Regions from separate parts of the Mus musculus genome. Here regions 2 and 3 are each linked to region 1. A link is a loop called in an ENCODE intact Hi-C map of the cell type or tissue named here. Cell type or tissue: gastrocnemius. All regions are shown on one strand. Each heading gives the region's core, and the rest is flanking DNA. Links, peaks and the distances in the headings are about the cores only.

Region 1 (10,888 bases), core at 1,594-9,593:
TTATGCAGGGACCATAAAGAGCAAAGCTAGCACAATGAAAGAATGTGAACAGGGATGGGAACTGTATTGTTAACCCCAGGATCAGTTTGTATCTCTGTTCCTAATCCAGCAAGACTTCATCCTGGCTAGAAAATGCCTAATCTGGGAAGTGTTAATTGCTCTTTAACTTTTACTTTTTTCTTCCTAGGTTAACTAGCTCATTGATCTTTCACCCTGGATACAGGGCTTATCATTGCATTGTGGAAGAAATGCTATTATTTAAGCCCCCGGGTCCTTGCTTCTGTTGTTCTCTTGTTGCTTCAGCTGCGCTGGGGGCAGCTGCTGGTCTTTTGGCTCAGTTTGGGTTGGATGCTGTGGTTGAATGCACAGCCTCATGAATGCTAGGCCAGTGTTTTCCACTTAATTACTGCCCCAACCTCCAAAAGCTTATCTTATTAATATCTGATTTGTATAACTTCTGCCTTTCTAAAGATCCAGGTTCATAGCTGTAAAAAAATAAATGTATCTTTGTCAAATATTTTGAGAAAGCAAAGTTTCTGTGAAGAAAATTTCAAAATTAAGAACATTATTTCTACCATTCTACTAGAAGCAAAGAACCAAAGAATAAAATTCAGAGATAATTTGAATTTTAAAAAATAGAAGTTTAGGAGCTGGCGAGATGGCTCAGTGGTTAAGAGCGCCGACTGCTTTTCCGAAGGTCCCGAGTTCAAATCCCAGCAACCACATGGTGGCTCACAACCATCGGTAAAGAAATCTGATGCCCTCTTTTGAAGTGTCTGAAGACAGCTACAGTGTACTTACACATAATAAATAAGTAAATCTTTTTTAAAAAAAATAGAAATTTAATTTCTCACCGAAGTCATAGCAACGTATCTGGAATATTGTGACTAATGAAAAAAAAAAATCTGAGACCTGACGTCATTACCTAGACTTAGCTTCAAATAGCATCCATTGCTTAGGCCACAGGAGACTACATTTTGAAGTGACCATGTTTTACACCATCTAGTCTGACCTGACAGGAACCCTCCTCCGCTTTGTCTCTTAAAATGAAAACTCCCGTCCTGGACAACGTGTTTTTCATTAGTCTTTAACAACATGTCTCGGACATGTCTTCTGATCTTGATGGTAGGAAGACCTTCCTGACAGGACAGTGATGTTGAGGCAAATGGTTCCACAACCCTCTTGTACTCCCTGGGGACCTGAGGGAGCAGGCACAAAGGCCCAGGTGCTTGTTATCTCAATGGCTGTATACCACACAATCTACCCACTGTGTGTTATCTCTGGAACACAAATGGTTCCTTTGTTTATTATATCACTTTAAACATGGATTTAACACTATTAAGCTACAGTTGTTAAATGCAAACACAGGGAAGAAGTGAGAAGCAGATTCCTAAAACTTATCTTCAGAAATTAGAATTTTTGTGGGAGCAAAGTCCTTTGCCCTCTCTGACTTTCCAGCAGAGGAGTGGGTTATCTTTGCTATGGGCTCACAGCTGTGCATTATGGGATTGCTTGAAAACCGCCTTTTTTCTCCTCTGTCATACTTAAGGAGTTGTGTAAAATCTCAGGACACTCTGCATCAATTTTTGCTGTTGTTGTCTCATATATTTGCATGTTAAAGCTTTGTACAGAGATTGCTTTAACTGTAGATTTACTTGGGTTAATAGACAACACGGACAAATGCAGTGAGAGCCTCCAGCTGTATGGGCTTCAGCAGAGATCTGATCCAAGTTTTCTATACCAATTGGCAATAGGGTTAGTACTGTAATTGAAATTACCATCGTTATTTATAATGCAGAAGTCAGGAAAACTAAGAACCAAGGGTTGTAGCTGGGCGTGGTAGCACACGCCTTTAATTCCAGCACTCGGGAGGCAGAGGCAGGAGGATTTCTGAGTTCAAGGCCAGCCTGGTGTACAAAGTGAGTTCCAGGACAGCCAGGGCTATACAGAGAAGCCCTATCTCGAAAAACAAACAAACAAAAAAGACACAGAAGGATCTAATTAAAGGATCTACTCAAACCTGTAACCACATGTGAATGTTTGGGGGGGGGGGGGGAGGTGAGTGGGTGGCTCATAAGCACAAGGAAAGAAACAAACAAACAAACAAACCCAAAACAACCAAACAAAAAAAGAACCCAGGCTTGTGTGGACCTCTGCAACAACAAATGGCAAATAATTTGGGGGTTTTTTGTTTGTTGGTTGCTTGTTTACTTTGGTTTGTTTTTGTGTTTGTGGGGTTTTTATTTCCTTTCCTTTTCTTTTTTCCCACCTAACAAACAGTCCCCAAATGTGTTGGCTTGAAGCAACCATGTAACCTTGTAATCTTTTCTCAGGTAATTTCCCCTAGGTCAGAGCACAATGGAAAGGCTTATCTTGGCGCTTTGATGCTTGGGACCTCAGATGAAAGACCGGAAGGCCAGGGGCGAGCTGATGCCGCTTTGAACTGACTTGATTAGTTAACTAACAAGTTGATCCTGATGCCTTGGTTTCTGTCCACAGTCTCTCCAGGAGCCTGTCTGAATACCCTCCCCGCATGGTGGTTGGCATCTCCTAGAACGAAGGAAAAGGGGAGGGGAGGGAACATCGAGACTGGTTTTCTCTGTAAGGACAGAGCTTTGTGGGCTAAAGCAACAAGTCCTGGGCCCCTAAGCTCTGCCAAGAGGATGCAAAGAAGCCATATCAGCCCCTGGGTTCCATCTCTCTAAAGACATCTCTTTGCAGTAAAGTTTAAGAGTGGGACTGATGGGTAATTTTTATTTCCTTCTGTTTCTTGAACCCAACCAGCTCAGTTCTCTCAAGGCTGCCTGGAACAACATTCCGAAAGTTACTATGTACCAGGGTTAGTAATACTAATTTCTCCAACATGGGAAGTGCTGATGGGGTTTCTTTTTTTTTTTTTTTCATAAAAAAGCAAAAAAAGTACAGAGGTTTTTTTGTTTTGTTTTTGTTTTTCCTGGCTATGAAGTATAAATACAAAACAAACAAAATTAAAAATTCAAACCACTTTGAGATTTCAATTAGCTATTCTGTGAGATCACTGGCCAAGGAAGTTATTCCTTATTTGGAGGTAGGGTAGTGGAGTTACAACTAAACCTTGTATCAAATCCTTATTAGTTTCACCACCAGCGTGTAAGAGCAATTGTCAGACTTTATGAAACAAATGAAAAAAATTAATACACAGAATGTGCTTGTACACGGAAAAGCACTACAAAGAGTTGTGGATGATTCTGGTCTCGATGCTCACAGAACAACATGACTCTCCTGGAGAAGACAGGCAATCTTAACTGACTGTGTCTCTGGCTCCCGTGCTACTGATATTCAAAACACAAAATTCAAAATGTTCCTCTTTCCTCTACTTTACTCCTCACCGGGTATCATATCTTGAGCATTGGCAGAGGGTGGGTGATACTATTTTACAAAGGCAAGTAGTCTTGCCTGAGTTTCTGAAAACCAAGAAAGCAACGTTTTTTTTAGACTGCACTTATCCACAAAGCGGGTCAGTTTTCTCCTTCCACCAGTTGGGGGCGCTTGAGGAACTTCTAAGCCACTTTCAGCTCTCGAGTTCGATGCATCTCTAAGGTCTAAATTACAAACTGGAAGCCTATGTGTTTCTCATAAAAGTCTATTAAACGGTTCCCACAAATGACTGAAATGGTTGTTTGTAAACGGCGGGATCTAAAATCACACTCGCGCGCCTTTCCTCTTAGAAGTCTCTGTTTGTGGACTCAAGGTCCTCTATTTGGAACATTGAAGTGATTACTTAGCTGGGGCCGCCTGCTTCCCGGAACTGGTACCCAGACCATCTGCCTTTCATATCGGGGTATTCAAACTGCATTTGTAACTAAATTCCCTTGAGCGTTTCCGGAGGCTCTTGGTTCCTGGCACAATGCTATATTTTCCCTTTCAAAACCCATCCTTAATGGGTGATGGACGTCAGAATAGCTAGATTGACACAAGCAATAACCGAGCCCTGGTCCACCTGAATTTTTCCTCCACCTAAATTTTGACAGACTATACATTTAATGTCATCTTTGACTGCGAAAGGCCGGGTTCTTCAGACAAAGCACGTCTGAGCCCGCAGTGGGGGCATCAGCTGTGTGCAGGGTCTCCTAGCAACTGCCCTTGCAGCCTTGTTTAAACACTAGCGCCGGCTTGTATTTCCACCCTCACACCAGCACACACTTCACAAAATCAACTCATGGGAATAATTCGCCATAATTCTGTCTCAATCAGAACACTGACCCCGCAATTGTACTCCAGGCAGCGTTTGCATTCTTTCTTTACCTCTGACAAATTTTTGAAGGCAAAGTATAGCTAGGGAAGAAAATTGCCCTTCATGTGGGAAAGAAATATGGCAGGCTTCTAAGCCTTCTTTCCTAAGATCCCAGGATGCCCTTTAGCCCTCAGAGTTCACAGAAACCAAGAAGCAGTTTACCAGTTGCAAAGATTCATCGATTTGATTTTACCTTTTGGGGTAGCACTTTGCGCATTTCCCTGGATATAATGTAAAATCGACATTCTTGCAGAGAATTTGTTTGGAGTGTATCATGCAAATGAAGCTGCAGGACCCGGGAAGAGTGGAGAGAAGGGTTGCATATTTTCTGTCTGCTTACAGATATTCTTGCTATAGAACGGCTGAATTGGAGCTGAGAAACAGTATCTTGTCAAACCTTGTCTTTTTAAGAAAGTACAGAGCCCACCTCCGTTGTTTGTTCCACTATGTTAATTACTGAGGAGAGTCAAATTTCAGTCCTTTACAAGTTTCCCCGCACCACGTTTTAGGATTCTTGTTTTGTTCTCTCTGCCTTGGCTGATTTACATGGATCGTAACAAGGAGGCAGCTAACAGGAATAAGCAAGGCTAACGCGTTCTACTGACTTTAAAGGAGTCGGGTTTGTGAGGACTTTCCGAGTGTGTAAAATGATCAGCGACTGATTATTTTTGCATGTGTTGGTTATTGATGCAGTAAGCAGATAATTGAGTCAAAAGCTGCACCAGAGTGCATCCCCTGGCAAGCATTTTAAGGATTCATGTTTTCGAAAGGAACCCACAGACACAGCCTCAAGCAGCAAAAGCTCTCTCTCACAGAGCCACACAGACCGTCCTCTGGAGGGAATCAGAGAGTGAGCGGTCTTGGCACACCCGGCCGCATGAGGGCAGTATTCCTTGAAAAATGAACCTGAAAGACCAGCTGCAAAATCTCTCAAAAATGGGAGAAATGAGCCAATGCAGATAAAAACGAGGTCTAGATGAAATCAAACGCAGATTTTAAAAATGTGTTTTAATCCATATAAACCATTATCCTTGCTGATTAAATTTTGCTTCGAGGATGAATTTCTCTGCTGAAATTTTACCATAGGTTTGCCTATGATTCTATAGAATCATTTCAAGATGTATGTCTAATAAATATAAAAGTAATTAAGGCTTGTCAGGGAGGAGTAGCCGCCCACCCACGATCCTTTGCTCCTACGTCACTGGTATTAAGAAGCGTTCTGTAAACGAACTAGACGTGTTTTCTTCTATATGTTTATTTCCCATACTCACTGTCATATACGTCTGTTTTGGGCTGTGGGAAAGCAAGACAAGCTTGCATCTCATGTTCAGAATTCTCCTCCTAGGTTGATGATATTCCCCATAATGCCAGAGCAAGCTTTCCTGAGTCCCTTCTAAAAAGGCACGAAGACACAGATGGAGGTTAAAACAGCAGCTACTGTCAGTCAAGGCCCCAGGCAAGACTGAGAAATCAAAGATATGCCCTCCTTTCCCTGTCTGATAATGTTGCTAGGTGGCCTTTGATAGCTCCAGGGCATAAAAGGGCGGGGAGCTTGTACTCCTGATCCGTCTGGCGTTTCTCCTGGGTGAATTTCTTTCTTCAGCATGACTATGAGGTTTTCAGGAGTGTTAGAAGGATGGTACATCAGTCACCAGCAAAGGCGACTTAGGAACAAACACCAACATGCTACAATAAATTGCCTTGGCTGAAAGCTATCTGATACATTTCTGGCTTGGCTGGAAGCCCTGCCTCCACATACCATAACTCAATGGCTATGGACTTGAGTTATTGCTGTATGCTACTGGGATCCACCAGGCTGAAGCCAAGAGACAGTGAATTGTAATCCAGATCTCAGTTCCTTCAGGTAAATGAAAGAAACCACACAGCACTACGATACAAAATGCAAATCTGGTCTATAGGAATCAAAACCAGAAAAGTTGGAAGGATGGGGCATTATAAAAGGGAGAAATTATATCAACTGGTTTGGGGGTTCGAGAAACACTTCACTGAAGAAATAGTATTTGATAAATAGAGGCCAAGAGACTAGAGGAAGGATGTTTTTGTTTCTAGAGACGAACAGCCTCTTCGAGACTCTTTCTAGCCTTCATGGGGATGCCATGATAGTTCAAGACAAGGAGAGAACACTAAGGGGGAAACATCATTATTAGATTAATTGCCAAGGGAAGGGTGAGATGAAAGCTGGCATGTGTATGCACTTGGGAGCTCACAGGGGTCAAGAAACTGTATCACTTTGAACATGTGAGCTGTAGTCTGGGCATATCAGTTTTGGGTGTGTCTGACTTTTAATACATATCACCCATAAAAATCTCCCTTGCATAAAAGGGTACACTAGAGCTGGAAAAGGTCTTGAAGGTAATTTATGGCTTCATTTTCAGCTCAGGAAAAGCTGAATGAAGATTAGGAACTGCATTCAGCACCATTCACTTTCTCCTTTGCATCCCCCTCCCAGGCATCAAGTGTCTGCCTCCCTCTGTTTCCCACACCATTCACAGGCAGACTACAGGGCTGTTTGCTTACACCAGGCCTCAAGTCTCTCCCCATTGTTCCCCATCTGTTGGCTCTGTCTCGCCAACAATGATTGCAAAAGCCTCAAAAACAGAAGCGGCTTCTTCACCCCTTTCCTGAATTCCCTATGGATACATTAAGAAGTTGATTATTCTATTTATTTTTTTTTAAGAGGGTGGGGGAAGCTCCAGATTACAAAGGCGTTCACAATAGCATCTGTATTCTATAGGCTCTTTCAGGTTGCCAGAGCAAGGAAGCCCAATCGTGCTTCCCTCATTAATGGGGGCTTATTGTGAGCACAAACAGGACAGCCAGCTCTGCAGCTGCACAGCCAGCCAGGCCGCACCAGGAACTCATCAGTGCCTGTTATTGTCCCGGATAAACCTGTAGCTCCCGCAGCCAGGCAGCTGCTCTCCTGACTTAACCGCTTGCCCTCTCTCCGTGCCTCCCACCCTTCACCTTTAAAACGGAGATCATAATAATATGTACCTCATTGAGCCGTTGTGAGGATTAACTAAGTTGACATGTGTAAAGCCCTTTTACAAGAGTGTCTGGGGCACAGTAAATGCTGGAAGATGTTAGCCATCATTATTAATTCAGTGTAGCCAGGCAGCTAGCTTTGACTATGAAGGCTCTGACTCTCCTGACTGATAGTGAGAGGTGCAAACCTCCCTTTCTTCTCGGAGAACTCGATATGCCCCTCCCCACCACGGAGTTTCTGCTCACTGGTATTATGGCTGTGCTGGTGGAGACAGTCTGCTTACTCTACCGTAGTTCACTTCGGAGAAAGCCACGGAGCTGCCACAGCAGCCGGCTGCCTAGACGCGCACCACGCACCGCCCGTGAGCTGTTATTTATCCTGGTGCCAACTTTCTCAAGCAAGCATCACTGGAGGAAGCCAACGGCCTATCGGCTTGGTTTCTTGTACTGTGGCAGTTTTGTTTTCTCTACAAGTTTTGGTCAATTTGCCTAAATTATGCAAACACTTCTGAATTGGAAGGTTGAGCTTCCCGGAGGACAAAACTGAAGTTTTGTACATAGACCAGACTTATTCGGCAGAGGGCCGCGCAGGGCCAGCTGTAAATCCAACTGAGGTTAGCCGTGTTTTATCATTCTGCAAAAGGCTCCCTCTGTGGTTAACACTGCTGTTGAATTCAAAGCTCTTTCTGAGCCTTTTGGCTCCAGGCTGTGCACATGGACTCTGGCAAAGCATCATTAAAACTCCTATTAGTGAGAGCTGACTGCTTTCTTCTGCGAGGAAGAGTATTGCATTGCAGCAGAATGCAAATCTCCTCGGCGCCCGCTGCACATTCATAGCATTACAGCTCCAAAGGACTCACAGAGACATGGAACCTTGGAGGCTTCGTGAGTTGCCCACCCTCCCTCACCCCACGAACATGCTGAAAAATGAAAACCGAGAGTCCCTGGTTCGAAAATTAAGACTTTCAAGATGGCAGCAACACATCATTAATCTGCGTGGTGGGTTGCTCTCAGCACACGGGTCTGAGCAACGGCCCTGACTCCATGTGTCATAGAACAATGATGCTTTCCATTTTGCCTGTGACACATTCTGTGGGGAGAAAATATGAGTGCAGGTCTAAACCTCATGTACCCAATTCCCTCAGCCCTGGGGACAACCCACAGATTGCTAACCATCACCTAATTTATTACTGACCCCCACCATGTCTGCCTTCTGGGGACCCATCCTCCAGTCCTTACGCTTTCTGTTGTGTGTTGGATAAGAGGCAGAATGTTGTAGTGTTCAGGAGCACAGACACAAGGATACTGTGTAGCCTCGTGGTTTCAGTTTCTCTTCTACAGTTTCATAAAGCAGACCATATGTAAAACAACCAGAATTGGCTCTAGTATGCATGACGACTATTCCAGAATCAGCAGCCTTTACTAATTTGCCATTTATGCCTCCACTGAAATCAAATCCAATTTTTTAAACACACAGTCCCCCTTGAACTTAAAGTTCTGGTAAGGAGATTTCTCTCCTGAAGCAAGAGGATATTGAGTTAGGATCTCAGACTTATTAAGAACCAAACATTTAGCTGGGCGGTGGTGGCGCACGTCTTTAATACCAGCACTTGGGAGGCAGAGGCAGGCAGATTTCTGAGTTCAAGGCCAGCCTGGTCTACAAAGTGAGTTCCAGGACAGCCAGGACTATACAGAGAAACCCTGTCTTGAAAAACAAAAACAAAAACAAACAAAAAAAAAAAAAACCCAAACATTTGAACATTTGCCTTTATAAACAAACAAGCTAGTCACGGGGATGAACACCCGCAAGTCCAGCACTTGGGATACAGAGGTAGGTGGGTCTCTGTAGGTTCCAGGCCAACCTGGTCTACATAGCAAATTCTGAGAAAGGTAGACCTGCATAGAGAGACCCTGTCTGAAAAGAAAAGGGAGGAGGAGGAGGAAAGGAGGAGGGAGAGGAGGAGGAGGAGGAGGAGGAGGAGGAGGAAGAAGAAGAAGAAGAAGAAGAAGAAGAAGAAGAAGAAGAAGAAGAAGAAGAAGAAGAAGAAGAAGAAGAAGAAGAAGAGAGGCAAGATATGTAGAGTCAGCTAGTACATTCAAGAATCCAGAAGAGAAGCACATATTCCTCCCAGAAGTCACTGCTCCATGTTAATTAAGTTTGTTTTAAGTCTTGTATGACCTTGTTTGTGCATTTTATTTTTAAATACATCTGGAGACTGGGCACATGAAAAAGACCTACTCATCTTGCTCCTGTTTCCCATTAATTAGAAGAGCAAGCAGGAATCAAAATTATTTTGCAAAGGAAAGTCTGTATTTAAAACCATGGGACAATTACTTTGACTCTCAGGTTCTGGCAAGGTAGAGCTCATTCAATACCATGTCTGACTTCGATGAAGCAAGCAGAACAGTTGAAGGGACCATGTGTCTTCCCCCCACCCCCACCCCCACCTCCATAGCACTCAGTGGACATTACAGATCCTTCCTCAGAGACAGGCTACCAGAGGTCCAAAGGATGTGTATATGGAAAACACTAGAAAATTAACTGAATGGGAAGGGTTCTATGGTATGATCCAGGGCTTAATCAAAATCAAACCAAGGCTGCTAAAATGGAAATACTGGACAAAATCAGTTAAATTGAGGTCTCTAAAAATAAATCACAGTAAGAGCTAAGCTTATTTTGTAAAGAACTTGCAACCCTGGAAATTTAAAAAGGATTTTTTTTGACAGAACATGCAAGTATCTTTTTTTACTATAGGAAGGAAGAAAGGCTTCTGTGTGTTTCAAATGAATTACTAGGTGGACCAGGGCCTTGGAGTCCTATTTCCTAGGTGATGGGGCAGCATTGCTAGCCTTGCTTCTTCCATTCAGTCACACAGCTGCAAGGTCTGGCAGGACTGGCTGTCACTAGCAGCCTCACACCTAACCAATGGTTCAGGGCCTCCTGGAGGGATGAGTGTGGTCAGGAGACACACGAGTCTGTGTGCTCTCTTGTTTATTGGTTGAGGAAAACACTATAGGATGTTTTTGAATGCAAAGCTTACAGCAAGTGTGTGCTCATTCTTTTAAAAGACACACACACACACAAAACCCTGCAATTATTTGGACTTATATCTGTGGATTGTGGATGAAGCTTCTCGTAGCAACATGAAGATGGAAGGAGCTGTTTTCCTCCAATGGCCATCCCATCACGTGTTCTCTGTTCTGAAAGATTATTCTCTTCTTCTCAAAATGGTGCCATCATGAAAAGGCAATCTCTATTTAAATTTTTATACCCGGTTTCCTTTATTGCTCAAGAAATTGTGTGTGCCCAGGCATTTAGTAGCTACGTTACATATATATTCAAGAAAACACAAGAAGTCACAAATTGTATAGCCATAATTTGGAAGAGTATGTTAAAACTAAAATAAATAAATAAATAAATAAATAAATAAATAAATGAAACTTTTCCAGGAAGAAGCCCAATGCAGAGTATCAGGACGGGTTACTTCATCAGAACCTGTTGTCATGGTAACCGACCTGGGAGCCTTGTGGGTGCTGTATAGGAGGCATGTGTGGCAATTATATGAGCTGAAGTGCTGTTGAATAACCCCAGGAAGGCAGGACTACCAC
Region 2 (10,888 bases), core at 1,481-9,480, 83 kb after region 1:
ATCTAACAAGGGTGAGCAAGAGTCTGAAAATTAATTTCCTTATCCTGCTGGCTAGTTTTATGTCAACTTGACACAAACCAGAGTCATCAGAGAGGAGAGAGCCTCAATTGAGAAAATGCTGCAAGACTGGGCTGTAGGCAAGATTGTAGGACATTTTCTTAGTGATTGATAGGGTTGGACCCAGCCCATTGTATGAGGCTGGGCTGGTGCTCCTGGGTTCTATAAGAAAGCAAGCAGAGCATTCCTTCAATGATCAACAGCAATGTGGAGACCAGATAAACCCTTTCTTTTCCCAGTTGCTTTTGGTCATGGTGCTCTATTACAAACATACTAATCCTGACTAAGACAGTTGGATTGGACCCATCACTTTTCAGATGTATAACCCTGGTTATGATTCTTAATCTTGGGCCGCATTTCTGTCATTAGAAATGAGAGACAGTAATAATATCTAACTAAATGAGATTGTTAGTTAATTAAATAGGAAGTGCTCAGTAAATGATTGCTGGAGCTGTTATTTCAGCTGGCTCATCACTAAGTCTTCTTTTTCGATTTTGTAAAGCAGTGTCCATAGTTGGGAGAGGACAGCCATGAGCAGCATAGCTCTGAACAATAGAAACTGTGCACCCTAAAACACATCAAAACAAATTATATTCCCCTCTGAGAACACAAGAATATGAAATCTACCTCATATAGTGTTTGGAGGTTTGAGGAGTTGAAAATGCTAGAAAGAGAAAAAGTTAAAGACAGACATGATGAAATAGTCAAGTCTCAAGAGATAGATTTACTTTCTGGCCTAAGGTTCAAGTTATCAAAAACGTTAAAGGCTGACTTTCAAATTTTTAAATTAATTTCATTAAGTTATTTTCTACATATATCATAAGGCTATATTGAGTCAACTGAAAACATTAATTTAAAACGAGATCCATAGCTGGGCCACGCCCCATTAAGAATAACTATTTTTAATAATTATTTCATGACTAGCATATTACACTGTATCTTAGATTCGTGGATGTTTTGGACTTCTATCAACAAATTTATGTTTCAACCTAGTATTGAGGGACTAGGGGGTAGACAGGTAGAGAGAGGGGTCACAAAGGGGGAATAAAGATGGCAAACTTCCACATTTCTTCTTCACACTCCTGATGAGAGACAGAGGCCTAAAGACAGGGTGGGCTTTCTCTGCTGCCAGCAGGATCCCTGCCTATGGACTGGTTTGGAAAGTTCAAGGTCAAATCACAACATGTTTATTCCAAAGTTATGGGACTATCAACCTCCCTGTCTTTATTAGAAGGGAGAAAGACACCTCACAAACACTCAAGACTCCCAACCCTCAAGGAGAGACAAAATTTGGGCTCTGGAATTCTGCTTCCTCTTTGTAGAGGCTCTTGCTCTTGTGTGCCTTGCTGTTTGTGTATATATGCATGTGTGTGTATGTGTATATGTGTGTATATATGTGTGCATGTGTGTATATGTGTGTATGTATGTATATGTTTGTATATGTAGTTGTGTGTATAGTGTATGTATATGTGTGTATGTGTATATATGTTTGTGTGTGTGCATGTGTATATATGTGTGCATATGTGTGTTTGTATGTATATGTTTGTGTGTGTATGTGTGTGTGTATGCGTGTCCTTACCCTAAATAAGCCTTTCCCCATCAGCTGATTTGACTCCTGCATTTGAGACTTTCTCTGTTATTACCTGTTGTGTTCAAAATTTTTCCTTCCTTTTAATTTTTTAACTATCAAAGAAAATGAATGTGATCCAGACCCCTAGACAGCAACAATATGCCTGTAGTAATTTGTGGATTATAAATATTTTAAAATATGATGTGACCATCTTCATGCTTCTGCTATGGCATTACTTACTTTCTTTTCTTATTTTTCCCAGTGTTAGGGATAGAACCCAAGACTCAAGCACATTGGGCTTTGCTTTTTTAATGTATTGGAAAGTAGCCAGGCTGATGAAAGAGACTCTTTACCCTCTAAGAAACTCTGGAGTGAAATACCAAGAAGACAAATGTTTCTCTTGCTATAATAACCACCTATTTATAATATTTCTTCAATGGACTTGTGGTGTGTGTGTGCACACACATATGAGCATGCATGTGCACTCTCTCACATGCATACAAACACAAACATCTGTCTCCTTTCTTGAAACATGGGCAAGGAAAGGACAGAAAAAAAAAAAAACAGGTTGTGAGTAATCAACTCCTGTCACCTGTTACACAAAATGATCATAACGGTGAGGCCCTCTCCACAAACTTTCAGTATTGTACATGGGACAATACTCTCCAAAGGACCACAAAAGTCACAAAGAAGCAAACACTGTAAGTCTAGTCAGGAAAGGCCAAGTGCTGCCAGGACCCCTGCAGTCTGTGAACCACTGTGGTCCACAGTGAGGTAGGCATGGAAAGCTAAGAGTGGATGTCGAGGGGCTGTTATGGGAATGCTGTATATGGTGAAAGATGTGGGCTTGTGTTTTAGATGCCTGAGATTCTACTTTAATCCCCAGGAATTCACTTTCATTGTATTTTACAAAGGCAACGAAAAACCTGTCCTTCCCTACACAAAGCTGAGGAGCCTTGATTAAAAGGTGTCATTTTTTGAACAGCAATTTTCTAATTACAAACCAGTCACCCCACTGAGAAACACTGTTGGAAATGGAGCATCCAAATACACCAAGCAGGTTCTGACACAAGTTTGATGTGTACTGAGTACAAGTACTGAGTGACTCAGTTATTCCATAGTCAGAAACCACACAAAACAAGGGTTTACATTCTTAATATTGCCCTGTAAGCCCCCAAAATCTGAAAGATAGCTACGTTATTCAAGAAATTCAATTATTAATCTAGCATTCTTGCAGTAGAATAGCTGAGTTTTTTATGTCATATATATATATGATGGTGGCAGTTAGCCCAATGGTTGTGTATAAGTTCTTCGAGAGAAGCTGCTTCACCTTGCAACATCATCAGAAAGTGTGATGACCTGGACTGCTCGTGTGTGGAGTACAGAGTGGTCCTGACCTGACTGGCTCTGCTAACAGAATCAAAGCAGGGCTCGGCTGGAGTCATTCAATGCTTAAGAGCACTCTCGCTTCTTTCCGAGCATACAGGTTGGATGGCTAACTCCACTCAAGGGGATCCAATGCTCTCTTCCTGCCTCCATGGACACCTGCACACGTGGAAGGACAAAGACATATTACTTTTAAAACCAACAGTCTTTCAAACTAAATAAGTGAAGCACGACTTCCCTCAGATACTCGGAGGGGTGTGCCGAACTTCAGACCGGTGTTCCCAGAACAAGAAGTCGTCAGAGGCTGGTGTTGACTGAAGCCAGCCATTGGATTTCTGTCTCTCAGCTGTTGTCGGGAAACACTGTTAGGGCAAGTCTGGACTTGGTGAGAATTACTATAACACTCCACTTAATGGTGTCTCCCTAGGCATTAAGAATAGCACCGAATTGTAAAACTCCATGATCTGTTACTTAACTTTAGGACAAGTGGGGAGGCGCTTTGCCCGGCTCTTGCCCCACGGTTCCGGAGGCATGTCTCACAATACATGAGGCATACTTTTATATACCTCTCAGATGAGTCAGGAATCCTAGAGCAAACTCTCAACCTTAAGCCAGGAACTTAGGTAATAGCACCACGCCCTCCTAAATTTTGATGGTATCTGCAAGGTTTCTCCTGATGATTCATGCCACGGATGGTAAAATTCAATGCCTGTCTATGCAGTCAGTCAGAAGCGACATCCCAAGTTGGATCTCTTCACTTAAGAGGCTCGTGGATGATTTAAAGGATCCGAGGGTATATTTTAGAGGCAGGATACTTAGAAAGAGAAGAAAAACACAAATAAGTAGGTTAGTTAGTTCAGAGCTGTTGATAATTTTGGATGAAGGTAAAAAACATTGATTTGAAAGGAAATTTTGCATTTCTTTCATTTATGAAGGTAAGAAACTACTAAAAATTTTTGTTACCAAAAGAAGCAATAGTTGTCACTATAGTTGTTACATGTATCTTTAAATAACATACCTAACCTCATTTGAATTTTTTTCTTCAGCCTTTTATCTAGTTCAGACTAGTTTTAAACCCAATATTCTCCAGTCTCTGTTTTAGCTTCATGGTGAGATTCCAGTCAGTCACCAGCCCTGGCCCTTTATCTTCCTTTGAAAGAATGTTTCTAGAGCTTTCTGATTTGCTGTGCTAAGATCACACCTAACTCAGAGATGCCATTAAGGGCACAGGGTGGCTCCCATGCCAAGATGAGAAGGGCTGTGTCATTACTGTATTTCTGTGGCATACACTCACTTTCAAAGCACTTCGATAATCACATTTCAGTGCACTTGATCCCTTTGGCAATCCTACCCACCTAACTGTGTGCCCTGACAAACAGTATTTTGCGAAGTTATCTGTGATGGAAAGTGCATAAAAAGTACATCTTCTGGGACTTTGAAAGAGCAATTGTTCAGCTGTCTATCAGACAGTGGATACATCCCAGAGTCCCTTAGGGCTGGTCACAGATGTGTGGAACAGGAAGATCTCTTTCTTTTCCCTTTGGTGAGGGGCCAGGTACAAACCGGCATCTGCTTTTCCTTAATGGTTGGTTACAAAACAGAAACCTGGCCTGATGTGCCAGCATCTGCTGGTAATCCTCACGAGGGCAAGGCAAGAGAGCCTCAAATCTGAGGTCACCTCGAGCTGCAATAACAAAACACTGTCAGAAAAGGATGGTCCCCGGGAACTGACTGTGTAGCTTCTGCAAACATTGCAGGTGGGAATTAAGCACTGGGAACAATTAGGAACTGATTTCAAGTTATACCCAGTAGCTGTCGCAATCTCAACGAGTGCCCTCCCTCTTTATATTTTTATAAGTGTATATCAATAAGTATTAAAATGAAAAGGGAGAAAGAAGAGAAAATTGATTAGTACTCCAGTGAGTCCCGAGTTTGTGGTGTTTTAGTCTAAAATCTTTTTTTTTTTTTTTGGTTTTTTTTTTTTCGAGACAGGGTTTCTTTGTGTAGCCCTGGCTGTTCTGGAACTCACTCTGTAGACCAAGCTGGCCTCAAACTCAGAAATCCACCCGCCTCTGCCTCCCAAGTGCAGGGATTAAAGGTGTGCGTCACCACACCTGGCTATAAATCTTAATATAAAAGGATGTAATTCCAACTCTAACTTCTTATATAAGACCTGTCCAGAACCACTTTTTTCCCATCTAAAAGAAGAAAAAAAAGGAAAGGAATATTTAAAATGTCTGAACGAGAGAGATGTCTCAGCACTAAGAACACTGGCTGTATTTCCTGGTGTAGTGGGCACCCTTTTCTGACCTATGTGGATACCAGGCATGAATGTGGTGCATATACTTACATGCAAGCAAAACAACCATGCATATGAAATAAAGAACTAAGGCAAAACATATTACTCTAGGCAGGGCCTTGAGTGGCCCAAGAACTTGGCATATGGAGGTAGACAGATCAGAAGTTCCCTACCAGCCTGGACCACATGAGACCTTATGTTCAAAACAATAAGAACATTTAAAAGTACAATTTTAATAGATTTCATATATATATATAATATACTTTCTGTGTTGTTTAATAATTACTATCTAAATATATTTTATATTTAAATATAGAAATGTTATACACACGTATGTGTAATAACAAAACTAGTGTATGACTGTAGATATGGCTCAGTACTAGCCTAATATGAACAAAGTCCTGAGTTTGTTTCCTAGCTTCTCAAAGCCAAAATTATACACAACAGAGGGGGAAAGTATCCTCAAACACCAGGCCAAAACAGCAAAAAGCAAGCCCAAACTTAACTAAATTAAGGGAACTCCGCAGAGGCCACCCTAAAGTTTTCAGGGAGCTGAGCAGGTGCAGCTGCGCGAGGATCGGAGGCTTGGCGGGGTGTTTGTGAAAGGAATCAAGTTCAGTTGGGTTCCCACGCGGGCATGTGCGGATGTGCTCCGAGGACGAGGCGCCGGGCGGAGCCTGGGCTGCAGAGCCGGCGCTCGGGGCGGGGATCGGGCGCGGCTCCGCGCTCGGGGCGGGGAGCTGGCCCAGCGTCCGGAGCTGCTCGGTCAGGCCCGAGCCAGACGGCGGGCCGGTCCCGCACCATGGGCCGGATGGTGGCTCTGAGTTTGCTGGGCATCGGGCTGGCGCTGCTGGGCGAGCGGTTCCTAGCGCTCAGGTAGGTGCTGCCGAGGGTCCCGGGTCGGGAGTCCCTAGGCTGGGACCGCCGAGCTGATTGGGGCGCTCGCGCGGCGGGTGGGAGGGGGTGAGAGGGGGGGAGGTAACTGGAGAGAGAGCTTGTTTAGTTCGGGGGGGGGGGGGGACCGGATGGAAGGAAGAACTTCGGATAGCTACCGGTGCTCCGTTTAACCGACCCAGTCCACTTCCACCAAGACCTAGACACTTTGGGAAAAAGTTTTCCAGCGCTTGCTGGTGCCGAGGTTCCTCTGCCTAGGCTGACAAGAGAGAGCTTTGCAAATTCCCCAAGGGCAAACCCAGTGCTTTAATTTGAAAACAAAACCATTACTCATGCGTGGACGCTCTAATTATACAGCTTCATTTTAGGTCACTGGTGCTGTTCTGCTCAGCCGGAACCCATCCCTCCCCAGCATTAATAGTTGGTGAAACTTCAGGGTTTCCGTCTTGGCGCTGGAGATCAAAGACGCTTGAGAGAGACAGCTACTGTTCTTACATCATTTCCTTATTTATTGACCAGAGTCCCAGAAGCAGAGCGAGCGATTGTTTGTTCTGGGTAGACATCATACTTTCAAGTTACCAATTCAAACTTTATAAACTTCTTGCAAAAGTGTTCCGGAACAGTAGTACTCAGCTCCTTATAGGGTTAAAGAGAAAAGACAGTCTTCTGTAGGCGTTCTGGGAGGCAACGTAGACTCAGATGAGGAAGGCGGGCAAGTCTGAAGGGTGTGCTTCACACTGGGCCTCTCTCTAATAGGCAAAAGGGAAGCGCCGGCACTCATTGGTTGTTTAGCAGCAAACTGCTATGAGTCTTGCATTGTACAAATAAGCCCGAAGGGCACAGCAACGGGGCCTGGATATTGGGATCTCCCGGAGTCTTGACGTCCAAGTAGCACCATGTGAAACATTCTAATTCAGTTGGTTCTGATAGGGCATCGGCCTTGGGTTTTGGGTGCTTTTCTAAATTTTAAATGAATTCTTGGTTTTGAGACGAAGTCTCACTGTGTATCCTCTGTTTTGAAGCTCAGTCTGGTCTCAAAACTCAGGATTCTTTGGTCTCCTGACTTCTGCTATTATAGGCACACGCCAGCATGACAGTCAGATTTCCTTCTCTTCTCTTCTCTTCTCTTCTCTTCTCTTCTCTTCTCTTCTCTTCTCTTCTCTTCTCTCCTCTCCTCTCCTCTCCTCTCCTCTCCTCCCCTCTCCTCCCCTCTCCTCTTCTTTCTTCCTTTTATCTTTTTTTTTTTTATTTTTAACGTTTATATCTTTGCTAATAATGTGCAGTGTAGCTCAGGGACAGAGCACTTGCCCAGAATGCACGAAGCTTGGGATTCTAGCCCCAGCACCACACTACAAAATCACAACACGAAGCACACCCCTCTCTTAGCAATCCTCTTGTACAGTATGCATTAAGCATTGAGAGATGCTGGACTAGGCATGGGGAAAGCACTTTGGGAATGATAAAGGAGACCCAGACTGCATCCCCAAGAATGAGAGTCAAATCAAAGTATAGCACATCTTGCAAGGCAATTCCAGTGTCCCATAGCTGCAGCTTCACTTAGAAGAAGGCCCTGTGAGAAGTGGACATGGTGGGAGCACTGCAACAGGGAGAAAGTCAGCCTTATGCCTGTGCCAGGGAATGGCAATGTGGCTTCATTGTCATGGCACGGAAATGCTTCTGCTCCTGTAGACTCTCCACACATTGGATGGGTCGGGCTAGCCTTTGTTTTTAATCGATAAATAATAAACACACATACTTATGGGCTAAGGTGTTATATATAACGAGATCTGCAGTGATTACCACAGCAGTCACCGTAAGCACTTGCTTTTTCTTTGAGATGAGAATGTTAAGCATTCTTTCTTCCTGGTTTGAAGCATACACTACTATTAGCTCACGTCACTGCACTGCCTGTCTTCTAATCAGACCATTCTGCCCTTTGGCCAGTCTCGCTGCCGCCAATGGCTCGGCCTTATCCTTGAGTAACTACTGTTCTTATTTTTTTTTCATTAGATATTTTCTTTATTTACATTTCAAATGTTATCCCCTTTCCTGGTTTCCCCTCCAAAACTCCTTATCTCCTCCCCTGCTCCCCAACCCACCCACTCCTAGTTCCTGGCCCTGGCATTCCTCTACACTGGGGCATAGAACCTTCACAGGACCAAGGGACTCTCTTCCCATTGATGACCAACTAGGCCATCCTCTGCTACATATGCAGCTAGAGTCATGAGTTCCACCATGTGTACTCTTTGGTTGGTGGTTTAGTGCCAGGGAGCTCTGGAGATACTGGTTAGTTCATATTGTTGTTCCTCCTATGGGGCAACTACTTTTATATTCAACTTCTATTCATATCTGTGAATTTTCCCATTTTTTCATTCTTGCTTCCTTCACTTCTTCCTTCCCTCCCCTCTCCTCTCCTCTCCTCTCCTCTCCTCCCCTCCCCTCCCCTCCCCTCCCCTCCCCTCCCCTCCCCTCCCCTCCCCTTCCCTTCCCTTCCCTTCCCTTCCCTTCCCTCTCTCCTTCATTCTTTCCTTCCTTCCTGGCTCTTTAAGACAGGGTCTCTCTTTGTCTATCCCAGACTGGCATCTGTGTCATGAAAATCTTCTCGTCTCAGTCTCCTGAGTATGAAAACCACATACATGCAACACCGTGCCTCTACAATCCCTTTCTCTCACTGTATCTGTTGTATAAGTCCCCCCACATTGTCGTTTCCCATTTATCTGTTGATGGGAGGGCGCTTAGGCTGTTCCTATTTGGGGCCTGTTATGTATCCTGAGCCTCCTGGGATGCGAGCATCTCTTCAGCACTGACTTCTCTCTCTTTGGATATATCTCCAGTCCTGGGATTGCTGGTCATATACGAGACTTACACTTTAACAAGTTGTAGGGCGTCTCCGTTTCTGTTTCACAACGTCACAGTACTTTCCACCCACAGAAAGTAAAGGATGCCTTTCTGAACAAGGTGTGTGGCTCAGTGGTTCAATGTCGAGTCCGTGGGAGCACGTGTTCAAGCTCCAGAGTAGAGATGAGCTCACTGCTGCTTTCTCTCTTTTTGGCAGTAGTCGTTGTAACTAGAGCAAGATTGTATCTCTTAGAACATTTTATTTGCATTTCCCTGATTATCAGGGATGTAGGTTATTTCTTCATAACCACAGTAGCCATCATTTATCTTTTTCCAAGAAGTCTCCACTCAGGGTGGTTGCTTATTTGGAAACTGGGTTGTTGGGTTTTTGTTTGTTTGCATTGCTCTGTTTGCTAATGGGTTAGGTGTGAGCTAATGCAGGTTTCTGACATGTCCTGGCTGTTAGCGATGGTATTGCAAGTGTGTCCTCCCATCCTGTGGCCATTTCTTAAATCTGCTGATCGCTTGCTTCGTTTGGCAGGCGCTGTGCAGTCTGGTGTTGTCCATTGGTGTTTTTTCCTGCACTCTTTAGGCTCTTGCAGTCAGGTGCTTCTGCGCAGCCCACTCAGCTTTCAGTAGTAAAAATGGGACGTGAAAATTCCTAGACTCCTTCAGTTATCACCGATGGTTGAACCATCATTGTTTCCACAAACTGAAATTTTCTCGATGAATAGTCAACTCTTCCCCCTTTCCTTATTCACATTAAGGTCCAAAGCTGAAGTCTCTTGGATTGACAGGTATAGTCACAAATTAAGAAAAAGTAAATATACCCATCAGGGATGCGACTGAGGAGATGGCTAGTAGAGGGCATGAGATGCAAGGATGAGGACCTGAATGTGAACCCAAAGGACGCATGCAAAAATCCTACATGGCCATGTGGGCCTGTAAGGCCAGACTGTCCCTAGGCAGTACAATGGAGAGCAATAGAGGAAGGTACCCAGTGTCCTCATAGGATTTCTGTATGTATATATGAGTATATATATCCACACACCCACAACACATAGACCCACACACATGCACACACACACACACACACACACACACACACACGCACACACATGGACACATGGATACACATATACACGTCCATGTACATGCATGGACAGGCAAATATACACACACATGCACACACTGAATGCAGAGGTGCGGAGGGTAAGTAATTTACAACTTGGTGCAAGCTTTCTTTATAAAGCTCTGGCTAAGATAAACTTCGATGAGCAGTGATTTTAGAGCTAGTGACTTGGTGACTTCATTGGCAAGCTGAAACTCCGAATAGAGTGATGCAAGAATGTAGGGTGAAATGTTATATAGTTTGATTGTCCCACCCCCACCTCCCAAAAAACAATCAGGTTTTTCCAGTTAAGTTGGAATTTCAGATTAACAGAGAATCATTGTGTGTGTGTCTTCTATGTGTGTTTGTACATGTATGCATTTATATGTGTCCATGAGTGTGTATGTTCCCATGGAGGCCAGAGGTGAACATTGAGTGTCTTCCTCAATTGTTTTCTACATTATGTTTAAAAACAGGGTCTCTCATTGAGCCAGGAGCTCGCTGATTCAGCTACACTGGCTCACCAGCAGACTCCATGGACCCTCCTGTCTCTACCTTCCCCGTACAGGGTTTCAGACCTGGTCCTCTGCATCCAACTTTCACACAAGTGCTGAGGGTGAAACTCGAGTCCCCGTGACTGTGCAGGAAGCACTTTATCCACTGAGCTATCTCGGCCGCCCACGTCATTCTTTAGCACAATGTACATATAACACATTTTAGAAAAAGCATGCAG
Region 3 (10,888 bases), core at 1,943-9,942, 250 kb after region 1:
TAAAATAATTTCCTGAAATGTACATGATGAAATACAAGAGTTAGATATATGCCTGTGTCAAAAATCTACTTCTTGCTTCAAATGTTTATTACAAATATTTGTATCATTATTTTTCAGTAACTGAGTTAAACAGCCATAGGTATGACAGATAGCCATTAAAAAATAGATACCTTCTACAGTGGTTTTGCTAATGGATACTTTTTTTTAAAAAGCAGCTTTTCAATTTTCTTGTAATAGAAGCCAAAGAAACAAATGAGATGAATTCTTCCATATCAATCCTAAAGAACTCTTAAGGGTTAGGACAGTGCAAAGTTAAAAGGAGCTTGTTTAATTATTTTCTGAATTAGAGGTAGCTGGAAGACATTTAATGAGTGAGGAGATGAAGAGCTGAGGTTATATTCATGGAGACTCTCTGTAACCTGTTAGTGGTGTAGTATTTGGACATCTTAGGACTAAGAGCCTGATTCTGTCCATCACAGAGCTTGCTGCTAGGCAACCTCACATCATTATCTCACACATTTGTTAAGGATGTTTTAAGAAACATGGAAACCATGAAGCAAGATTAAATAATAGTGTCCTTTATCATATATATATATATGATAGTAATCATGTTATATATATATGAATCCTCATAAAAATCATCACAGGTGTGATATGAGCTAAGGAAAGGTGATTACTATATTTTTGCATAATTATTTCTTTAGTGTATTGTAAGATGTCCATTAGGTTTTAGGAACTGCCCCAATATGACCTTGGTGATCAGTCAGAAGTTCGGCACTTCAGCTTTTTCTTTAGCAACTTGGCTCTTGTTTTCTAAACTACTACACGCTCTCTGGGCACCTGAGTCCAAAAGCCCTTCCTGGGTGCCATCTGTTTGATAAGACACTTGACTGCCCTTCTCACATGATGGGATTGTCCAGATCTACTTCCCTGACCTGGTTTCTCTCTTGACCCAGTATCTCCTCTATTCCAATAGAAATTAATCACATTTCCCATGCAATGTATCTGATCTCTGTATTTATTTCTGTTTGTGATAAAACATGTGTTATGAAGTCTTGAGCCCTGTGACTGGCGTTGGTACTGTCTTCTCAGCATTGTCTCAGCCTCACGAGTGTCAAGGCTCTTGTACCAATCTGCCCAGCATTGCCCAGCTTCTCCTTCACAAACACCCTCCCCCACTGCCTTCTTGCTCAGTTTCCCCATGCCCACAGTCCTTTTCTTTTGACTCTCTTCCCAGAAGGGTCTGTGGTTTCCTAGGGTTAGGGGGAAGTACCTAAATAGTTAAGTCACAGGGCCAAGGACAGATGAAGCGCATTGGCTTTTACACCCAGTATCACTAGTTTGAAGAAACCAACACTTGCATCCACTGAGACAGCCCATTCCTTTGAACCTGTGTGTCTGCTCACAGCAGCACTCTACCTTCAGCATCTCCGTTCCCATCCCTTCCTCTTTTTAATGTCCTTGGGTAGTCATGTAATTCGCACTTCCTCGGTGAAGAGCAGCATGTGTCTTCTCCATTCTCAGCCACACATCTTATTTATATCTACACGTAAGAGGCCTATTGCAGTATATGAATGAGAAGGGAGCTGTGTAAAGCCTTTGAAAAGATGAGTTCTAGTTAGGATGATATTAACTCCATGAAAGTTTCTGAGAATGCTTTAGCACAGGCAGTATGCTAAAGTCACACAGAAACCTCACATACTAACTCCTAACACTGAGTAGAAAATTGATAGAGTGCTTTATTTACACTGGGTACCCTTGTCTCGGCAAAGCCTCACTGCCTTGAAAGTGTAGAGATCCAATCGCAGCGAAAGGATGCTCTTGTAGAGAGAAAGGAAGCAGTCCCACCCCTCTTATGGCCACAGATCTCTGTGGTAACAGCCCTCTGCGGAGACACCGTTTTTTGTTTTGCTTGTTTGTTTTTGTTTTCATTTTTTGTTCATTCATTTTTTTGCTTCTGCTGACTTAACTGGCATTCAGCTGCAGGTAAGTCATGGAGACAGCACCTATGGGGTTCCTTCTGTCTTCATCTCTCAAATATGAGAGGAAATGATGACATGCTATGGAGGTACTGACACATGTAAGAACTCCTAATTCCAGTAAGGCAGCCGGAGGACTAGGCTTAGGGTTGCAATAAAGCACTGTGTCATGTTACCCGCCTTTGTAAGTGACTCGATAGACGGAGAGTAATGGTGCATGACTGAAAACTAGACAGTCAGCAGTGACTACACTGTCTCCACGTTCCGAAAGCAGTGGTGAGCCGGCTGAAAGACACTTCTAGCCAGCAATCAGGAAGACATTCCCTCCATATGGGCCAGAGAGTACACACTTTCTATTTTATGTCGGGAAGATGTTCCGTCTCCTTCTCAAGCATCATGCTTTGCCATGGCAGCTTGAAGGGATGCTTCTGTGGCTGAAAAAGTGTGGCTGCATCCTAGGAACTCTTCCGTTGCAAAACTGGTGGCTGTTGTGTTTGGCTGGCCCATCTGGATGGCAGCATTACGTGACTGGAGAGTCAAACTTAGTAATGCATCAATAGGTTTGTTGAGCATTAATTATTTGCCACACACTTCTTGTTTTGCCACTAACTACTTAACTACTAAGTCAGTCACTGTACATGAAGGCACAGCGGCAGGAGTAACAGGGAAAACCACTGTGGAATGCGGGGTGCGGTGTTAGTTAGCCACCGTATAGACATGAGGTCAAGTTTGTACCTGGAAGCATCATAAAGCCATTTTTCGTTCCCTCACTGAGAAGGCAGCGAGAGAGAAAGGCCATATGCTGAGGGTGCCAGCTGTAACCACACCTGAATTTTTTAAGTCCATCTCAGATGAGTGGATGTGTCTCATACAGCAAGGAATGCCAGGAGTTAGAGAACCTTATGCTCTGGAGTTACATTTCAATGAGGGAACATCCCATTCCATTAACATTTGTTGCATCAGCAATCTCATCAAAAGGAAGCACAGAATTCCTTTAATGTTTGAATGGCACGTAGGTCTGTGTAGGGAACTGGGTGAAACCCCTGAGGCACATGAGAAAGCTTTAAAGGAACGGGCAGCTCACCAGCACACTAATGGGGCACTCTGAGAACACAGCCGGTTAGTTTGATTCTAATTTTATGCTCACTGAGTAACTTTCTGATTTATGAATCCACTACCTAGGAGAGAACGGAATGACTGAAGGCTAGTAGTTACTCTGACAGCTGATCCTCCCAGACTAAGCCAGAAAAGTACTATTTTGGTACAGAATGTTTTCCGAGTTTTTGGCAGCATGATCCAGCACGCTGAGCTTGATTAGATTGATTAGTGTATTGATTAGTGTATTGATTAGTGTATCTGATTGACGTCGGGGACTTGAAAACTGATGACTAGAACCTCCGCTCCTCAGAGCACTGTGTGACAGCCAGTGGATGAGACAGCTCTGGGTGACATCTGCCAAGGTGCAGAGATACTGAGATTAGAATGCCAAGAAAGCCAATTCTTTCCTACATGTCTGTGGGGTGACGGCGTTCAAGAGAGGACAGTCTACCATCACAGAAGCCTAGGGTAGGGAGGGCTGGGAGAGAGTGAACTGAGAGCACTCAGCGGGCTGATTTGTGAGGGTTTGGGAGCTAATGTTGAGAGTGAGTCAGTAAGCAGTCATCCTCCAGAGCATCAGCATGAGTCCCTGCTCCTGTCTCCTCTTCTCCTGATCTCTTGCCCCGACCGCCCTGGACCATACGCTGATATCTGCAAGTATGAGACGGAATAAACCTTTCCTCCCCAAGCTGCTTTTGGTCATCAAATTGACTCCGCCTGCAGAAACCATGATCCAGAGCGTCCGCTACAGGAGGCCTCCCGCTCGTCTGCTTCTAAGTTAGGACTAAATAAAGGTCGGTGAACCGCTCTGCTCAGTTACCCAGCAGTCTGGTTAGTTCAGGAGACCTGAGGAAGGGAACGCCCAAGATTTCTTCTCTCTGGAGAAGAAATGCCCTGTCTTCTTCTTTAGTTCTAGTTAATTTCAAAGGAGACACAGACAAGACAGCACCATGGAGGTGGAGATGAGTGCTTTCTCCTGCGCTGTGTCTGCTAAGGGCCCAGGAAGGTTCACATCTGCTTATTACTCTGCTGCCAACTTCAAAGCAGCCATCAATTAGAAGCAAAAGGCAGAGGGAGTCCAGATAAGACTGCACTGCCTTTGAAAGACCCCATGAGTTTTCTTGGGCAAGGGTTCACTTTCTGATCGTTATGCCTTTAGATAGTGAGTTGTGGGGCTAGGACACAGTTCAAAGGTAGAACATTCATCCAGCATGTGAGGGGCTCTGGCTCCAATCTCTAGCACTGAAAATAGCCAAACAAAGCAATGCAAGAAACAACCCTGCCTTATAGGTCAGATGCTCTGTCCCATAGCCTCGCACGATGGGACTCCAAGCATCAGCAGCTCCAAAGAATGAGCCTCTGTTTTGGCCTTCTCCCAATATCTACCTGTGCACGCTCAGGGGATGGAGGGGAACCTACTGGAGGTCTAGCTCTGGGAAGGTGCTATCACAACCATGCTTTGATTAATCAAAGGTTTTGAAAACCTTTAATCACTTTGGAAGTAACCAACATCACAGTGACGCTGTTCATCAAACTGACAATTATGTCCGATTGTTTTGTGGGCCTAACAGAATTTTTTTTTTTTGGTCTCCACTCGTGTTCTGTGCTAAGCACAGTGTCTGCCTCGTCTCGTGGGCAGCTTCTGAAGAGCTGTGAACAGGACTTGGTCTTTGACAGGGGGCGGCGTCTAGCAGCTGACAGGCAGAGGCAAGAAAACCCTGGAGAGTGCTGCAGGAGAACTCCAGTGTGCACCACAGTCCCAAGGCTCTGTGGGCTGTGGGGTCAGCTGGGGTTCTGTGTCCAACGCCGGTGGAACTCTCTAATGTGCAGTGACGTGCAGCCGTGCCCACAGTGCATGCGTGTGGTGCATTCCAGGGCTGCTGCTACCTGGAAGAGCCTCTCCATCTAGTCCGAGGAGCTGGCAATTTTGGCAATTAATTTAAAGTGTTGTCTCTCTGATCATCAGTGAAGCTTGTCTCCTTCTCAGATCATAGAAAAACCAATGGACACCTTCTCTTTGGGGAACTGTGACTTGATTTCTTCTATCTGCTTTTCATTTTTTAAAAAGGAATCAGTCCTTTGGAGTTATTCAAATGCTAAGAGGCCATCTGTTAACTTTGTATGCTCGGTGCTTTTTGATAGTTAAAATCCAGATTATTCTTTCTTAGGCATAGACTACGGTAAGAGTCCACAGAACAGCCTGTTGCTCCACCCCTGAGGTCTCCTGGCATTGCTCCTGCTGCTACTTCCCGACCCTGCTGTCCCAGGCAGCACACTTTGTTTGCCACTCCCATTTGCAACCGAAAATTTTGTGTACACCTCTAAATCATCTGCCATCTTTGCTCTCTATAAATATGACAAGATAGCTCTTGTCATCTTCTTTACCCTGTCGATGTCTTGTCGCAGCCATGTCTGTGTCGTTTACCCGATTTCCTGCTATATGGAGACTATACAGATCAACTGCAAGTCACTTATCCATGTTTCTTGTTTTATTTTCAATCACACAGCAGGGTTGCCATAATTAATCCTTTTCCCTGTTTGTGTGTGTGTGTGTGTGTGTGTGTGTGTGTGTGTGTGTGTGTGTGTGTGTGTGTATGTGTATGTATGTGGAGGCCAGAAACGGAAGTCAGGTGTCCTTCAGTTGCTTTCCATCTTCTTTATTAAGACAGCATGGATCACTGAAGCTGGAGCTCAACGACTTGGCTGGATAGGCTGGCCAGTGAACTCAGGCATGTGCCTGTATCACTCAACCAACCGTGACTGCGGATTAACACGCCCCCAGGCCTAGCTTACCTGTGCATGCTGGGGATCAAAACTTGGGTCCACATGCTTGGACCATCAAGAATTCTCTCTGGTCTCGACTATGAATATATTTCTTAATACACATTGTATATATCATATGTAATTTTGTATATAATTATTAATAGACAGATACAGGGTTTCACTTAGATATGTACATATATGCAGACTTGTTATTTAAATATATGTATATATTCATAGGTACTAATAAAATATTATTTGTACAGTAAAGTTTTAGTCATGTGATTAGTAAGAGTGCATTTTTAAAAAATGGAAGTATATAAACACACACATATATAATATATATATATGTTGAAAAAGTTTCTGTTCTGTGTATATGTATAAATTACATTGTTTATATAAAAAATAACATGACCAGTACTGCACTGTTACCTTAAAAGAACACATCACATGTGAAGTGGGAAACCTTACGCTTTATACTTCTCTGCACTATTCAATTTATCTGAACACACATGTACTGCTTTATATACCAAAATTAAAAGACAGTGGCTCAGTAGTTAAGACCACTGCCTACTCCTGTAGAGGACCTGGGATTAATTCCCAACCCCCACATGGTGGTTCATAACCATCCAGAGCTCCAGGTCTGTGGATGTGATGACCTTTGAGGACGTTGCTTAAACATGCAGGCAAAATGTCCATGCCCATAAAATAAAAGGAATATTTTTAAAAGTCAAGTCTATCAGCACCACTTTGGAGTTCTAGCTTCACTAGAAGTGTCTGTCTGGGCTCATGACTACGGGCTCTGCATTTATCTTTACTGTGCCATCCTGTCACACTGCAATGCTGATCACTGTAATGATTATTATAATGATAACTGCTGATCACTATAATGATTATTATAATGATAACCGTCGAAATCAGTACTAGAAAAACTTTACTAAATACAAATCCATCAACTGCTAATTTTTACCATCACTCGGTCTTCACATCTCCCCTCACATGGCTGTTAGTGTTCATGGACTCCAGGCGATAGTGTACACAACCTTTAGACCGTTTCCAGAACATTGGGGGAAGGATAAAGTGATAAAAGGATCAAACTGACAGGCAAAAGTAAAAACAAACGAAACAAGCCTCATGGCAGTGGGAATTCTCTTACTCCCTAAGACCTAAGAAGGAAAGCAGTGCTCTAAGGTTGTGTGCCTATGAGAAAAAAAAAACTAGTTTTACACCATACACATTGTGTTATTAGTGATGCCACATCAACCAGAAGGGGAAGAACAAAACAAACTCACGTACCTTTCTCTTGTAACGCTTTCTCAGTGGCTTGGTGGCAGCAAGGAGAGTCTTCTGTGTCATGATCGGATGCTGAAGTCGAGGAGGATGAAGTGTCTCCCGAGATAGAGGAGAAAGGGTCCCCTTCTGGATGCTGTGATCCTCCTGGAGACTCAGTCGTGTGGTGGGATGAGAAGGCCCTAGGGCTCGTCACGGGGGTGAGGAGTGTGACACCACACTCCGATTCTGGAGAAGAAACTCTCCAAGCCTTGGGCAGAAGCGATTTGGTAACATATGTGTGGTTATAGTGTCTGAGGGCTGTTGGTATAGAGGTCATAGAGCAGATTTATGCCTGAGTGTCAGGACTGGGCAGCGTTTACTTTGAAACGGCCTCACCTTTTCCTGGGAAAGGAATTTTTATTTGTTGGCTTACCGCCGAGAATGCACAGTTTATAACTACTCACCAAATCAACTGTGCAGCTAACACAGGCACCTAAGGCATGTAGAAATGATTACTGGGATGTTCATTATTTCCACTAGATTAAAACAACAGCCGAACATCAAAGGCACCACTATGAAATACGGCAATGTGGATAATGCTTTTGGCTACCTTACTGAATGGAGGAAAGGATTTAAATGACAACCATATAGCAATTGAATACAAATTTAGGAGACTTTCTTCCAAGTAAGGCACAGATCAGTAAAACCGCTATCACGTTCAATAAATACACTGGTGGACAACGACACTCTGCAAGAGTCTGCCAGCCATTGAGAGTGCTCACCTTCCTCTCCAGGCTGTCCTCCCCATCAGTTGAGCTGACGCTGTCATAGAGCCGTGTCCTTGTGGGCCTCTGGCGCCTGTTCTTCACAGAGAGCTGGGCCCGGGTTTTCAATGCTTTCGAATCCAGGCGCTCTGTCTCTGGGACTGCTTCATTCAGGTCTAGGGAGAGTATTGCAAAATAATTTGTGAGAGAAAATGGTAGAGAGGATGGGAGGGGACCACAGACACTGAAACCCAGCCACTGGCTATCAGTGACAAGGGGGACAGAAGCCAATTTTTCCAGCTTGTCTAACACTCCACAGGTGACACCCTTTCTGCAGCATACTATATAAAGCAGCGGAGTGCACTTGCATATGGACACACATGTTGGAACGTTTGATAATCACAGTTACAAGAGACCTACAGACTCTATGGATGAAGTCCACTTGCCAAAGTCAAGTGTGGGTAACAGAAGGTGACCATGAACACAGCAATTCACTAATAGGCTGAGCCACTCTGCTCTCCATTGTCTGAATATCTAATTTATTTCCCTTTGAACTCTGTAAAAAAAAAAAAAAAAAAAAAAAAAAAAAAAAAAAAAAAAAAAAAAAAAAAACTAGAAGTGAATTTATTTAATCCGAGCAAATTTAAGTTAACCCGTTTCCCTAAAACAAGATCTGGTTACAGAGACAGAGCAACAGTTCATTACTGAGTGTAACTCTTTGCTCTGTAGAGGGAGAAGGACAGGGCTGCTGCTCCTGGCATTAGGTTTCAGGCTATAGTGCAAGCTATGTGTTGATGCCTCTCTTCCATTTCTTCCTCTGAATGCTTTCTCTTCTCATTGAAAACTACATTAGCTTTCCAAAGAAAAATGTTTTCATCTTTAAATAAAAGGACTTCAAGAGAAGGAGAGGGTGAGGGGCCTCAATGCTTAGAAGCAATTTTTGACCTTCTGGGGCCCCGGTTCAGTTTCTACCACAGACATGGCAGCTCTCAGTCATCTGCGACTCCAGGCCCCGGGGCCTGATCCTTTTACCTCAAGACATCAGACATAGATGTGTTGCACATAATATACGCAGGCAAAACATACACATAATTTTTATTAAAAAAATCCAAAAATTAAATAGAAAAGACAAAGAGAGAAGGAAGGAGGGAAGACACAAAGTAAAACAACCACAGAAACAGATAAAAACCACAGTAACAGCAGTTGGGCATGGCAGAACCTGGTTGTTATGCCAGCACTCCGGAGGCTAAGGTATGAACACCTCTCTGAATTCAAAGCTATCATGTGTGAGAATCCATAAGAAAACTCAAACCCAACAAAGGATGAAAAAGAGGTGGAATAAAAAATGCTACCAAGAGCCTTTCTGTAGTCCTCTTTAACAGGTTCTTAGCATTTGTAATATTGTTAGGTGTAATGGGGGAAGAAGAAGTTTAGCTACGAATATAAAGACTAAGGTAGCAGTATATGAGTATTGATTGGAATAAAGTTTATTTGGAGTGGAACTACTCTTTACATAGATATACTTGATCACTTGCTGTAAATAAAATCGTTTGATGATTAATCACATCTCTTCTTTTCAGGATGGCAGTCATTAAACAAAGTCACTTTCGAGAAATTAAGTGACCCTGGATTTATATTACTAAAAATAAGTCAATAACTCAGTTATAGAAAACTAAACACTTGGACTAATAGAAAAGAATGTCCGGCAACCATCATTAATTAGTACAGGGCATTTCTAGATATAGAATTATTTTAAAGACGTGCTCTAAACATATTATAAAACACAAGCATAGAAGGACTTCATATGGTTTCTCTTATTTATAACACTGGGCACTTGGCATATAGTTCTAACAAATAAAATTCAGTGTACTTTAGTCTCAGGAGACATGTCGCTGAATGACAATATTTACAGAAGGTTGGGCTTTTCATTTCCTATACTCAAGTGAAGAGTGAACTCTCAGAGAAGTCAGACGGCTCAAGCGAATATAAAGAATAACTAGATGTTTTCTAATTAGGAGTCTCTACTTTTACATGCCAATGGAGAAAAAAAGTCACCTTCGTCACTTTCATTTCCTTCCTCCAATAAAATCTATATTTGCGGCTGCCCATTAAGAGTTCATTAGTTGTGATAATTGGGAGAAAGTCAGACATCCACTCTCTATTTACACATAAAAATGCTGAACAGCACGCAGATGAAAGCAATAATATAATTACAAATAGCACAGTTCACGCACAGCTTCCATCTTTTCTGTCTCAAAGTGGGATTGCATGCTCAGTAATGCACAGTGCTGTCACACAGGCCACCTCATTTGTCCCTCATTACAGACCCATGAGACAACAAGCAAGCAGCTTGTGTCCTCTCCTGAAGCTCGAACACTGGAGTAGCTTGCCCTCCTCTACACAGCTAGCTGATGAGCTGCTTTGATTCTATGCTCTGTCTCTCAGGCTACTAGCTATCCACCCCAATTTAGCTGGTGTTGAAAAGTCAATACTGCAAGGTTTTAATACCATAGATATGTGTTTTAAAAGTTCCAAAATCATAGGTGCTCGGACTAGTCTAGAAAATTCAACTCGTCAGCATCTACTCCATATGTATACTATAAATAGTGTGGAAAAGGGAAGGCTTGTTGAAAGCTAGCGACAGACTCCCTCACAGATGGTTTTATGGTTTGACAACAATTTTGGGTAGTAGATGACAAAAGATACCCCCAGAAGAGGTGCATATCCCACTTGTGTAAATATGGTTTCTTTGGCAATAGAATCCTCACTTAAACACAGGGTAGCATCCCACCCACAGGACTACAGAAGTCACTCCATTGCTTGTAGTGAGCAAATGAAATGAAATGAGGAGACTGGAGGACGTAGTGGAAGGCATGGAGACAAGTAGAGACTAACCAGTCCTGTTATTAGGGAGTAGCCTGCCTAGTGCCGCTGTTAGACAACCCTGAATGGCCATGTGGACCGTCTGCTTCAGCATCCCTCATCATAAACTGTGCCTAGGAAAGATGCACTTAG

What was found. A loop is a pair of places that touch in the nucleus more often than their neighbours do. Peaks named below come from ENCODE experiments on the same cell type or tissue, not always from the same donor. Only the 100,000 strongest peaks of a DNase experiment are listed, where the experiment ranks them.
Region 2: a loop joins it to region 1, with 5 times the contacts of the local background. A loop is called at or near these places in 14 of 42 quality-filtered maps.
Region 3: a loop joins it to region 1, with 3.0 times the contacts of the local background. A loop is called at or near these places in 5 of 42 quality-filtered maps.

The regions. Positions count from the first base shown.
Region 1 is chr6:5,376,984-5,387,871 of GRCm38, reverse strand. It overlaps a transcript of Asb4 not described here. Among named protein-coding and RNA genes, the nearest start is that of Asb4, 8.0 kb to the left of the region's middle. In gastrocnemius, for the core only: CTCF peaks have their summits at 3,519 (motif pointing right) and 5,155 (motif pointing right); DNase peaks (open chromatin) are centred at 5,138, 6,828, 7,156, 7,623 and 3 more places; H3K4me3 peaks cover 3,575 bases; H3K27ac peaks cover 1,296 bases.
Region 2 is chr6:5,293,512-5,304,399 of GRCm38, reverse strand. Pon2 (paraoxonase 2) reads left to right here and starts at 6,060. Exons shown (of 9, transcript NM_183308.3): 1 at 6,060-6,188. The coding sequence starts at 6,115. Gm52887 (a long non-coding RNA gene) reads right to left here and starts at 4,113. Exons shown (of 4, transcript XR_003956397.1): 1 at 2,958-4,113. In gastrocnemius, for the core only: a CTCF peak has its summit at 5,965; DNase peaks (open chromatin) are centred at 6,062, 6,580 and 6,979; H3K4me3 peaks cover 1,755 bases; H3K27ac peaks cover 2,114 bases.
Region 3 is chr6:5,131,178-5,142,065 of GRCm38, reverse strand. It overlaps Ppp1r9a (protein phosphatase 1, regulatory subunit 9A), which reads right to left. Exons shown (of 16, transcript NM_001363809.1): 12 at 7,892-8,049. Among named protein-coding and RNA genes, the nearest start is that of Gm46949, 17 kb to the left of the region's middle. In gastrocnemius, for the core only: no CTCF peak of the experiment used is centred there; a DNase peak (open chromatin) is centred at 5,834.